Regions from separate parts of the Homo sapiens genome. Here region 1 is linked to region 2. A link is an interaction called in ENCODE POLR2A ChIA-PET data of the cell type or tissue named here. Cell type or tissue: MCF 10A. All regions are shown on one strand. Links, peaks and the distances in the headings refer to the core of each region. The heading gives the core; the rest is flanking DNA.

What was found. ChIA-PET counts read pairs that join two places held together with the same protein. Peaks named below come from ENCODE experiments on the same cell type or tissue, not always from the same donor. Only the 100,000 strongest peaks of a DNase experiment are listed, where the experiment ranks them.
Region 1: POLR2A ChIA-PET joins it to region 2 with 81 read pairs; 3 of 35 experiments call an interaction of 5 or more read pairs at or near these places.

The regions. Positions count from the first base shown.
Region 1 is chr2:29,065,712-29,071,095 of GRCh38, reverse strand. PCARE (photoreceptor cilium actin regulator) reads left to right here. Exons shown (of 2, transcript NM_001029883.3): 1 at 1-502. Among named protein-coding and RNA genes, the nearest start is that of PCARE, 6.1 kb to the left of the region's middle. RefSeq lists enhancers at 3,483-3,983, 5,285-5,384. In MCF 10A, for the core only: no CTCF peak of the experiment used is centred there; DNase peaks (open chromatin) are centred at 2,385, 3,885 and 4,605.
Region 2 is chr2:29,128,203-29,133,586 of GRCh38, reverse strand. It overlaps CLIP4 (CAP-Gly domain containing linker protein family member 4), which reads right to left. Exons shown (of 16, transcript NM_024692.6): 3 at 2,190-2,329; 4 at 1,342-1,435. It overlaps LOC124907747 (a long non-coding RNA gene), which reads left to right and starts at 3,239. Exons shown (of 2, transcript XR_007086264.1): 1 at 3,239-3,459. In MCF 10A, for the core only: no CTCF peak of the experiment used is centred there; a DNase peak (open chromatin) is centred at 3,076.

The DNA of each region.
Region 1 (5,384 bases), core at 226-5,225, 62 kb after region 2:
TGCCCAACCCTCCCCCCGAGAGTGCACCTGCTCAGTGCAAGGTCCCCAGCCCCCCAACCCAGCACCCAGAAGCAAGCCCCCCTTTCTCGATTCCCTCCCCATCACCCCCAATGTCCCCTTCTCAGGAGCACAAGGAAACAAGAGACTCTGAAGACAGCCAAGCAGTCATAGCCAAAGTGTCTGGGAACACACATTCCATATTCTGCCCAGCTACCTCCTCTCTGTTTGAAGCTAAACCGCCACTCTCAACAGCCCACCCACTGACCCCACCATCGCTGCCGCCAGAGGCTGGGGGCCCTCTCGGGAACCCAGCAGAATGCTGGAAGAACAGCTCAGGGCCTTGGCTGAGAGCAGACTCGCAGCGGAGAGCAGCTCTGTGTGCCCTCAACCCTCTGCCTTTCCTCAGGAGGACAGCTTCTGACCGCCAGCCAGGTGGCCGACCGCAGCCTCCCACCTTGGACCCCACCAGCACCTCTTATGAATCCCAGCTCGGCCAGAACAGGTAAGGAGTGTCCTGGGGTCACTGCCCTTCAGCGGCTTGGACTAGAGAGGAACAGAGCGAATGGGCCAAAAGATCTTCTGGGTCTCAGTAGTTTTCAAACTGTGCTCCAAGAGAAGAGGCAGTTGGGAAAAAGGTGTAGGGGGCAGTTCCAGCTCCCCCACTCTCCAACCTTGAGTTACTGTGCTCTTATCTGTTACACATTCCAGCTGCCTAGGAAATATTTTAATTGAAAAGAGGCCCTGCTGTATTAAAAAAAATCAAGTTCAAATGAGAACACATGGACACAGGAAGGGCACACACCGGGGCCTGTTGGAGGGTAGGGAACAAGGGGAGGGAGAGCCTTAGGACAAATACCTAATGCATGCGGGGCTTAAAACCTGGATGATGGGTTGATAGGTGCAGGAAACCACCATGAAACAAATATATCTATGTAACAAACCTGCACGTTCTGCACATGTATCCCAGAACTTAAAAATATATATATATATCTCAAAAAAATAAAATAGTAAAGTTCAAAACACTCAAGTTAGTTCAACCCCACACACCCCATGTTTTACAGCTGGGGAAACTGAGATGAAAAGGCTTGCCCCTGTGGCTGGCTCACTGGTGCCGTGTCTCAAACCAGCAGCCTGGCTCCCCATGTTTCTGGTTCCCCGCAGGAGACCAGCATCTAGTTGGGAGGTTCTCAAGCTATTTGGTCCCAGGATGGCTTTAAACCCTTTAAAGTTATTAAGAGCCCAAAAGAGCCTTTGCGTGTGGAGGCTATATCTATCAATGTTTACTGTATTGGAAGTTAAAACTGAGAAATATGTAAAATATTTATTATTTTTTTAAAAAATACGTTAACACAAATAATATACTCTTATAAAAAGTGTGTATTTTCTTGTGTCCACTTTTTTTAAAGCTTTTATTTTAGGTTCATGGGTACATGTGCAGGTTTGTGATGTAGGTAAACTTGTGTCACAAGGGGTTTATTGTACAGATAGTTTCATCACCCAGGTACTAATAATACACAATAGTTATTTTTTCTGCTCTCTCCCTCCTCCCACCTTCCACCCTCAAGGAGGCCCCAGTGTCTACTGTTCCCCTCTTTGTGCCCATGAGTTCTCATCATTTAGCTCCCACTTATAAGTAAGAACATGCAGTATTTGGTTAGTTTGCTAAGGATAATTAATGGCCTCTAGCTCCATCCATGTGCCTGCAAAAGACATGATCTTGTTCTTTATTATGGCTGCATAGCACTCCATGGTATATATATGCATTACATTTTCTTTATCCAATCTGTCATTGATGGGCATTTGGGTTGACTCCATATCTTTGCTATTGTGAATAGTGCTGCAATGAACATTTGCATGCATGTGTCTTTATGAAAAGAGTATCTTCTACAACAACAAAAAATTTAGGGAGAAGAGTAGCACTGTCTTACATTTTTTCAAACCTTTTTAGCATCTGGCTTAATATAAGATGACCGGATTCTCAGCTCTGCTTCCATTGTCAACCTGTTGGGATCTCACACCTCATGTAGACGCGGGGCTCTCCACCCTGCATTCACAAAAGAATGAGTGAGAAAGAGAAGTGACATCTTAGTATTATGATGAAAATAGTTTTGACATCGTGGGCCCCCTATAAGTGTCTCAGGAATAACCAGGGGCCCCCAGACTACACTTTGAGAATGGCTAGTCCTGGAGGCATAGAATATAAATGTGTGGCTTCCCATATCCCCAAGGACCTAGCTCCACTTCTCCTCTAACTTCAAAAGTTTGTAGAGTGAGAACAAGAGTCTTCATGAGTGCTGAGCACCAGAATCCAGGGGTGGGGCTGCTACCTCTCCCCCGGGCAGGCTGAGTTCCAAGTGTGCCTTTCTCATCAGGGCAATGGACGTGCATGTCATTGGTCCAGCCGTGCAGACAGGCCCAGGCATGCAGCCGCAATGGGGCGTGAGTCAAAGTGTAGCCATTACTGGACACTGAAAGAAGAACTCGTATGCTCAAGTGGTTATTTTACAGAATACACGGGGAAATGTGCCTTTTCCCAACCTGGCATAGAAACAAAAAAAAAATGTCTGAGGTCTATTAGAGAAGAACTCTTATTAATGTGTCTATCAAGATCAGACAAAGCTCAACTAACATCGGTCCTTGCTATCTTTGCATAGCCCACGATTGTGTAAATCAGCAGTTAATTTCTGCCAGAGTGATACGTTTTGCAGACTTCACAATCTGTCCAGGCACAAATGGTAATTTTTTACAAAGTACTCGGCAGTCAATGTAAAATAAAGATATTATCTTGGGAAAGTTGTGCATTATTACAGTTAGATAAACTTCCCCAGCCACTTGAAAGAAATGAAATATTGATTATTTTTGCAAGAATCTTAATGTAACATTGCTCTTTTCTTAAATCTAAAATGAGCTTCCTACAGTACAGTGGTTTTCATCTGAGAATCTCTATAAATGTTAATGCATTATTCCTCACTCCCGCCACTTATTCAGTTATTAGATTTCTAGAACTGTGCCCTTCAGCAGAAGAGCTTGAGAGAACAGGGACAATAAAATGGCATTAATTAAAAACACTAACATTTTAAAACAGCAGGAGCAATAATAAAGTAACATAAAATTGTTCAAGAAGAAAATGATGCCCTTCTCTCAGCCTTCTCCTCAGAATAGGGCAGCCTAAAAGGTTGTTTTGTGTCCTGAATCTCAATACTTGGGGCAGGGGCGGCAGGGAGGTAACAGTGGCTTGAAAGAGAGAGGACGGTCAGGTGCAGTGGCTCACGCCAGTAATCCCAGCACTTTGGGAGGCTGAGGTGGGTGAATCACCTGAGGTCAGGAGTTTCAGACCAGCCTGGCCACCATGGTAAAACCCCGTCTCTACTAAAAATACAAAAATTAGCAGGGTATGGTGGCACGCACCTGTAGTCCCAGCTACTCGGGAGGCTGAGGCACAAGAATTGCTTGAACCTGGGAAGTGGCAGTTACAGTGAGCCAAGATCGTGCCATTGCACTCCAGCTTGAGTGACAGAGTGAGACCTCATCTAGAGAAAAATGTAAAAAAAGAGAGAGAGGGGAGGGTTCATAAACAGGACGCTTCCCAAGGTCACGTGGAAGGTTGTATAATGACTCGCAACCATTCCCCCGCCTCTTATGACACCACACAGCTGTAAGCCTTCCCACACTGTGAGCATGTGATGGGAAAGTGCTCATTCCCCAGCACCCCTGCCCCCAGGTATAAAGTTGGCATCTGGGAGCAGAAGTGCACCTGCTGTAAGCATATCAAGCCTTTGCCACCCTGTGAATGGCAAGCATTTTTTTCTGCCATCCTGCATATGGGGAAACACCACCAGGGACTAGGCATGATTTCCCCAAGATCATGCAACAAGCCAGTGCCAGGAAGCCAGAGGCTGCTCAGAACGGGCTGTTTCCCCAAGCACGGACATGCAGGGACACAACCACACCCATGATGTCTTGCAGCTGAGGCAGGCCTGCAAGCTGAACCAGCCTGCCCTTCCAGTCACTCCGTGCAGGCAGAAGCCCCCTTTTTAGAAAAATGGATGATGTTTATATCTCCTGATCTTGGGGACCTGGGGATTGGGAACAGCCCTTGGAGGCTTACCCAGGAAGCTCAATTACTGAGCTTCAACTGTTATTTCTGTGCCAAATCCCCCAGCAGAGCTACCAGCCTCTAGGTCTCAGGATGTTGGGGCACTGTGTGCATTTGAGAAGGCTCCAGACTTTCTCCCCTCAATGTGGTGTTTTCAGTCTTCACCTGGCCTGGACTGCCCAGGCATGCACGCTCTGCCGCCCTTACTCAGTCTCCTGGATCAGATACCCAGTGGGCCCTGGGCCCTGAACTCCTGTAGGGACCTGTGATGGGGCCGGAGGCCAACACAGATGAGATTGGCTCCATGGCACAGTGAGTTGGGTTCCTTCCTGTCTGACAACCATAGCTGTGTGCTGGTCTTAGCGCCCACCCCACTTACCCACGACTCCTACCACCCACCTCGATCTTGTTCAGATCCAAATGCAAACATATTCTCCACTGGTTTGGCATCCCATGTAAGCCTGACCTCACAGAGCTGAGCACATTGTGCAATAAAGCTCACAGATCAGGCAAGAATGTGCTGTCGCGAGCAGAGAGAAGGGCCTTCTTGCCTGTGCATGTGGGGAACTAGGGTCCTGTCCTGGCCCTGAGGCAACTGATTGAGAGCTCTGACCAAGGCCTCATAGTCCCTGTAGTAGGATAGTGTGGTCCCTAGAGTCCTTTCCTAGTGTGACTTCCTGTTCATTCAACAATGCAGCTCCATAGTGTCACTACCCACCTATGGGGCACTTATGCTATTAATACAATAGTATGCCAAGGGTCTTCCATGCTTCACCCAGTATTGATACCTATGAGTGCCTGATGAGCTGGGTACTATTATTACTTCCTTTTTTAATTTTTATTTTTATTTTAAGACAGAGTTTCACTCTTGTTGCCCAGACTGGAGTGCTATGGCGCAATCTCGGCTCACTGCAACCTCTGCCTCCCGGGTTCAAGCGATTCTCCTGTCTCAGCCTCCTGAGTAGCTGGGATTACAGGTGTCCACCACTATGCCCGGCTAATTTTTGCTATTTTTAGTAGAGATGGGGTTTCACCATGTTAGCCAAGCTGGTCTCAAACTCCTGACCCCAGGTGATCCGCCCTCCTAGGACTCTCAAAGTGCTGGGATTACAGGTGTGAGCCAGCACGCCCGGCCTATTACTTCCATTTTATAAGGAAGGAAGCAAAGATTCAGAGGGGTGAACTAATAAGCCAGAGAGTCAGGACTTGAAACCAGGCAGTCAGCCTCTAATTCCCACTCTGGGAAGCCTCAGGCTGTCCTGCCAGCAGACGGCCAGTGTGGTTTCCT
Region 2 (5,384 bases), core at 276-5,275:
GCCTCATTTAAAAAGCCAAAGCAAACAGTGCACTGTATAGACACACTTCAAAAATTTCACTTGCAAGAATTGATCCTAAGAAAATAATCATACTCAGGGATACAGATAAACACTTGGCTGCAAAGATGCTCATCACTGCACTCTTATTGTTAATATAATTCTAAAAAATCCAAAAAGTATAATAAGAAATTGGTTAAATAAATTGAGACACACATAGAATGCTATGAAGCCATCAACAACAACACAGCAGATCAGTGCTCCCCCAAACGTGTTCCGTGGACCACTGGCAGTCCCAAATTGCAATCTGTGTGTACCTTTTATTGCTTTTCCCTATTTAATATGTCTTCTCATTATGTTAACTGAAATGTAGTCTTATGCCTTTTATTCTTTCCTCTTTTTTAAAGACAGTCTTGCTCTGTCACCCAGATTGCAGTGTAGTGATACAATCACAGCTCACGCCAACCCTCAACTACTGGGCTTACACGATCCTCCCACCTCGGCCTCGCAAGCAGCTGAAACTCTAGGCATGCACCACCATGGTTGGCTAATTTTTTAATTTTTTGTAGAGACAAGGTCTCACTGTGTTGCCCAGGCTGGTCTCAAACTCCTGGCCTCAAGCAATCCTCCTGCCTGGGCCTCCCAAAGTGTTGGGATTACAGGTGTAAATCATCATGCCTGGCCAGTTTTATGCCATTTGAAAAATATTTGGGCTTATATTTTATGGCTTTATTTTATTTTGTATTATAAATTCATTTTTATTTTATTTTGTGAAAGTATCAGTTCATGATGAGTTGTGAGGGGAAAAAGGAGTCCATCACCACCAGTAGCTTCAGCACCACCACATCAGACTATTGAAACAAGGAGAGACAATCACAATATATAGTTAAGTAAGAGATGCAGGTTCATACAATGACAAAAAGCACAAGAGAATAACAATTTTGGAAAATATGCACATATGTTACATATGTAGGAACAGACCTTAGGTCTCAAGACTGGGGTCTTAAGATTAGGGATCAGTATGCAAAGACTGACCTTGGACTGTCAAACCTTGTTATAAACCCTCAGAAAGATTTTAGGGTGTTACTAGTTACTCTCATCTATTATGCAATCAGGCATGAGGCCTGATCCAGAAAAGTTAAGAGGTATCAGGAGGGTATAAAGACCTCCTTGATTAAAGGGAATATGGTTTTTGGAAGGACCTAACTGAATCCTCAGCTCTTCAGGCAATATTATCATCATCAGCTGGGTGCCTTCCCCCAGACAATATATGGGCATAAATATAGATTATCTAAGCACAAGTGCAGATGACATAAGCAACTGATAGATTTACCACACACTTACCAATACCATGAGCTCCAGATTTGCAGGTATAATGTAAAAGAGTCATATCTGTCAATCCATCTCTATCATTCACATTGCAACCTCTCTTAAGAATCTGAAGCAGTCAAGGAAAATATGGTTACAACCTAACTACTGAGGTACCTATTGCTTTCAAACCAATGCTGAGGAACCAAGTTAGTCTATCGTATCTGAATTACTTCTCAGTAAAATGTATAGACAGTATGAGCATATCTTAAGGGTAAATTTTTAAATCTGTACTCAACAACAATAATGAAAACTGAACTTGTCAGCAGGCTGAAGGAAATTCTTAAAGATTATTCCAAAGGTAATCTGGCACTCCAAATATGTTCCTCTCAAAAATGAGCAAAATTTTATTTCTATGCGTGTAATGATATTTGAAAAAAGTATAAGCACTCTCTTCCTACAACACAGCAACATACTGGTCAAGGAACCCTCCCTCAAAAAATCTAATATTCTTAAAGACTACATTCAAGCCTATATATTTACCAAACCAACCAAAAGTGTAAATAGAACATGATGGTAATCAAATCCCTTTATGAAATGCATAAAAGTTTACAAAATTAATTTTACAAAGAAGGAAATATGAAAAATGCCCCTCCCTGCACCCGCCAGGAGTCTACAAATGTCAGAAGTACAGAGCATGAAGAAATAATCAGAAGAATATATAGTATTAACTCACTGCCCCATGAAAATCCTGGAAATACAAATAAATATCAGAACTTTTAAAGGGTTTCTCCTTTATTACCATCTTCCTTTCAGATGGGGAAAAAAATCTATACCATTAACAATCCTAACAATGCAAAACTTAAAATGTAAGAATTCCTTACCTCATTTCCAATAATGTCAATGTTTTGTTGGACCTGAGGAACCCACTGTCTCAAAATGGCAAATAATTCTGAAACTGAAGTTTTGGGATCAAAAAGAATTTCCTGGCATGATGCATCATTAGGATCAAAGAAAGAAAATTCTGAAATAAAAAAAGATGCAAATTAAATTTACTAAAAGTTTCAAATAAATATATTGAAAATAATAAACAATAAAACCAAGGTTCAAATGATACAAATATTTTAGATGCTAAAAAAAAATCAGAAGTATCTAAATAAGGAAAATATTATGAACATTTGCTGAGCACTTACTAAATACTTTAAAAATCCTCACCAACACCTTACCTGGCAGGTATTATTCTCATTTTGCACATGAGGAAAGCAAAGCTCAGACTAAATAATACCAGCTCAACATCGCACAGCTAGTAAGTGGCAAATCTGGGGTAGAAAACCAGGTCTGTCTCCAAAGTCTATCTTCTTTCCTCTATTATTCTACTTGCTGAGGTAACTCACCACTGAGCTCAGATTGTAACAGCATGCATAAGTAGTGGGACTCATTGAGGTTTTTTTGTTTTTGCTTTCTTCTTTGCATTTATATATTTTCCAAAATTATACTATGTACACATAGTTCTTACTTCTAGAGTCAGCATAACTAAAAGATGAGAGGCACCAAACTAAAGACACATATACAAGCAGAGCAGCAGTCCATCAGAAGAGAATCAGAAAGATTGAACTGAAATGTGATAACATTCGTAAGCTTAGACAACAAAATGGTCCTGTTAGGCAAAAATCAAAATAGAAGCCAAGACAAACCTTGGCCTCTGAGCCAAAGTCCCACCCCCAGCTCAGGAAAACCTGTAAGGACCTATTCTCCAAAACACCTACTTAAACTGCACATGAAGCTTGAACTTCATTTCTTGGTCAGCATGACTCAGCACATTGCAGCAAATCAGTAATGACTAAACTAACCCACTCATTCTAACCAGTGAGAATTAAGCTGTATGAATTTCCTTTTCTAGGCTTTATAAACCTTACTATAACCTTCGTGAGACAAGCTTCTTACCACTTTTGATTTGGAAGTCTCCCTATTTGCAGTTTTTTACTAACTTAATATTTATATTAAGAAAAGCACCCTGAATTTTCTTTTGACAGTTTTTGATGTCAGAAGCAGGATCAGAAGAAGACCCCTGTGAAGCCCCAAGGCCAGTAACTAGGTGCTGGTACCCAGGGCCGCAGCACTGGCTGCTCTCTCACCCAGCCATGGAGTTCTAGAGTAAGTCTCTTTTGAATCTGAGCTCTCCTCCTTCTGTGTAGAACTCTCCAATTATGCTGAACAACCTTTGCTGAAACTTCTCAGGAAGTCAACCTATTCTGTTCAAAAGGGGGAAGGGTGAAACACATGATTCCCTGTGTTCCAGAGCAGCTGCTGAAAAAAGAATCCTTAATAGTTAAGACCTTTCAGAGAATCTAATGCAAAGATGGGGTCCAAAAACACTGTGGATCAGAATCTTGTGAACTTTACAAAGTTCACAAGAAAAAATAGGTGAACTTTACAAAGAATAATTTGCAATTTCAGTGACCACTTCGGAGAACCTTTAATTTAGGTAAGATAGTCTGCCTTTGGGAGTGCCCTTGAAGGAGGAGTATCCTAAGCCTTTTGGAGACAATGGAATGCATTCTTTGATTTGTATGCAGAAGCTGCTGAACACAAAATGACTCAAAAATAGCTTCTCTAAAAGCATCCCTACAGCACTCAAATAAAAAAAAAATCTTCACTAAAAAGCTGTAGCCATCTGAGCAGGTAACCTTGACTTGTTCCATCTCTCACAGGTACAATTTGGATCCAGCTTCTTTTATAAACCAATAAGCTTTGTATTATTTTAATTGACACATGGCTAAAATTTGGAAATGAAAGCTATAAGATCTCTGTGTCTGTCTGTATACACAAACAGACACAGAGATCTTATAGCTATGTATGTTCAATAGACATAAGTAAAAACAAGTGCTTATATAAATTAAGTATTCCTGAAAACTCTCAGAAAAATAGGAACTAATCCAAATGCTTTTCAAGTTCATGTGACTTGGGTAATTTTCAATAAACAAAAACATTGTTGGTTTAGTTTAAAAAACCAATATGCCTTCAGAGTTGTCAGCATTAGACATAAGGCAGACGTACAACTTTGATTCTATGTAGGTCTACTAGTCAAATAAGCTCATGTTAGACAAGTGAATTACAAATAAGCCTCTGCTATCTCTAAGTTACAAAATTTCTCAGCAAGAAAAACAAGATGATGCTTAGCTATTTAATGTCTCATGAAATTTTCGTAAGTAATCCAAGCATAATTGTTCAAAACAAGTGAATTAAATCAATGTAAGTCCACATAAGATAAATACTGAAACATTAATTGCTGAACATAAGCTTATCTACTTTTGGACAGAGAAACTAAAGATACCTGGGTGTGTTAGTAAACATGTCCTGTGCTACACTGAAAAATTATAATATAAGGAAACGTGCTTCTAGAAATTATGGTGTATTTACATAGATTTCTCAATCTACAGAATGCTAGCGTGACAGTCAAGAAAAAATGTGAAGTAGGAAGATATGTTTTTTGCTGAAAAAGAAAATGAAGGAAAAAAACCAAAATGGCTATAGGAAGTTCAGAAGAGGGAGAGAGAATCTTGTGTGATTAAGCTGGCTAAAATTGAATGAATCTATTATCATTCATATCAAAATAATGCATAACTAGCATTTCAGCTCCTGTTAAAACGACTAAACTTTCTTGGAGTATGGGCCTGCTCTTGATGGGAGATTGTGAAAGGTTTTTCTTTAACTTTTGAATGGTCTGCCTAGAAAGCAAAGATTCTGTATTTTGTCAAGATAATTTCATGTGCTTCGTGCTGTCTTTGATTAAGTTTCTCTCTCAAAAAGTCAAGGGGTTTTGTTTTTTTTTGTTTTTGTTTTTTTTAACAACTACATGGCTTTCTCTGTATTTGCCTTTGAAATCTTTGTCACTTTGGTTAAATGGATAACTAAATACCTGTAATCCTATTTAATCAAGTGCTTTGAATCTTGAATCTTTTGGGTATTCTTTTTATAAACGTCTCAAAAATCAAATTCTGAATGAAGTCTTTTCTGACCTTAGACTAACTCTGGGATTTTTCAACGGCCCCTAGAAAATCTTGTTCTATTTCTTTAAA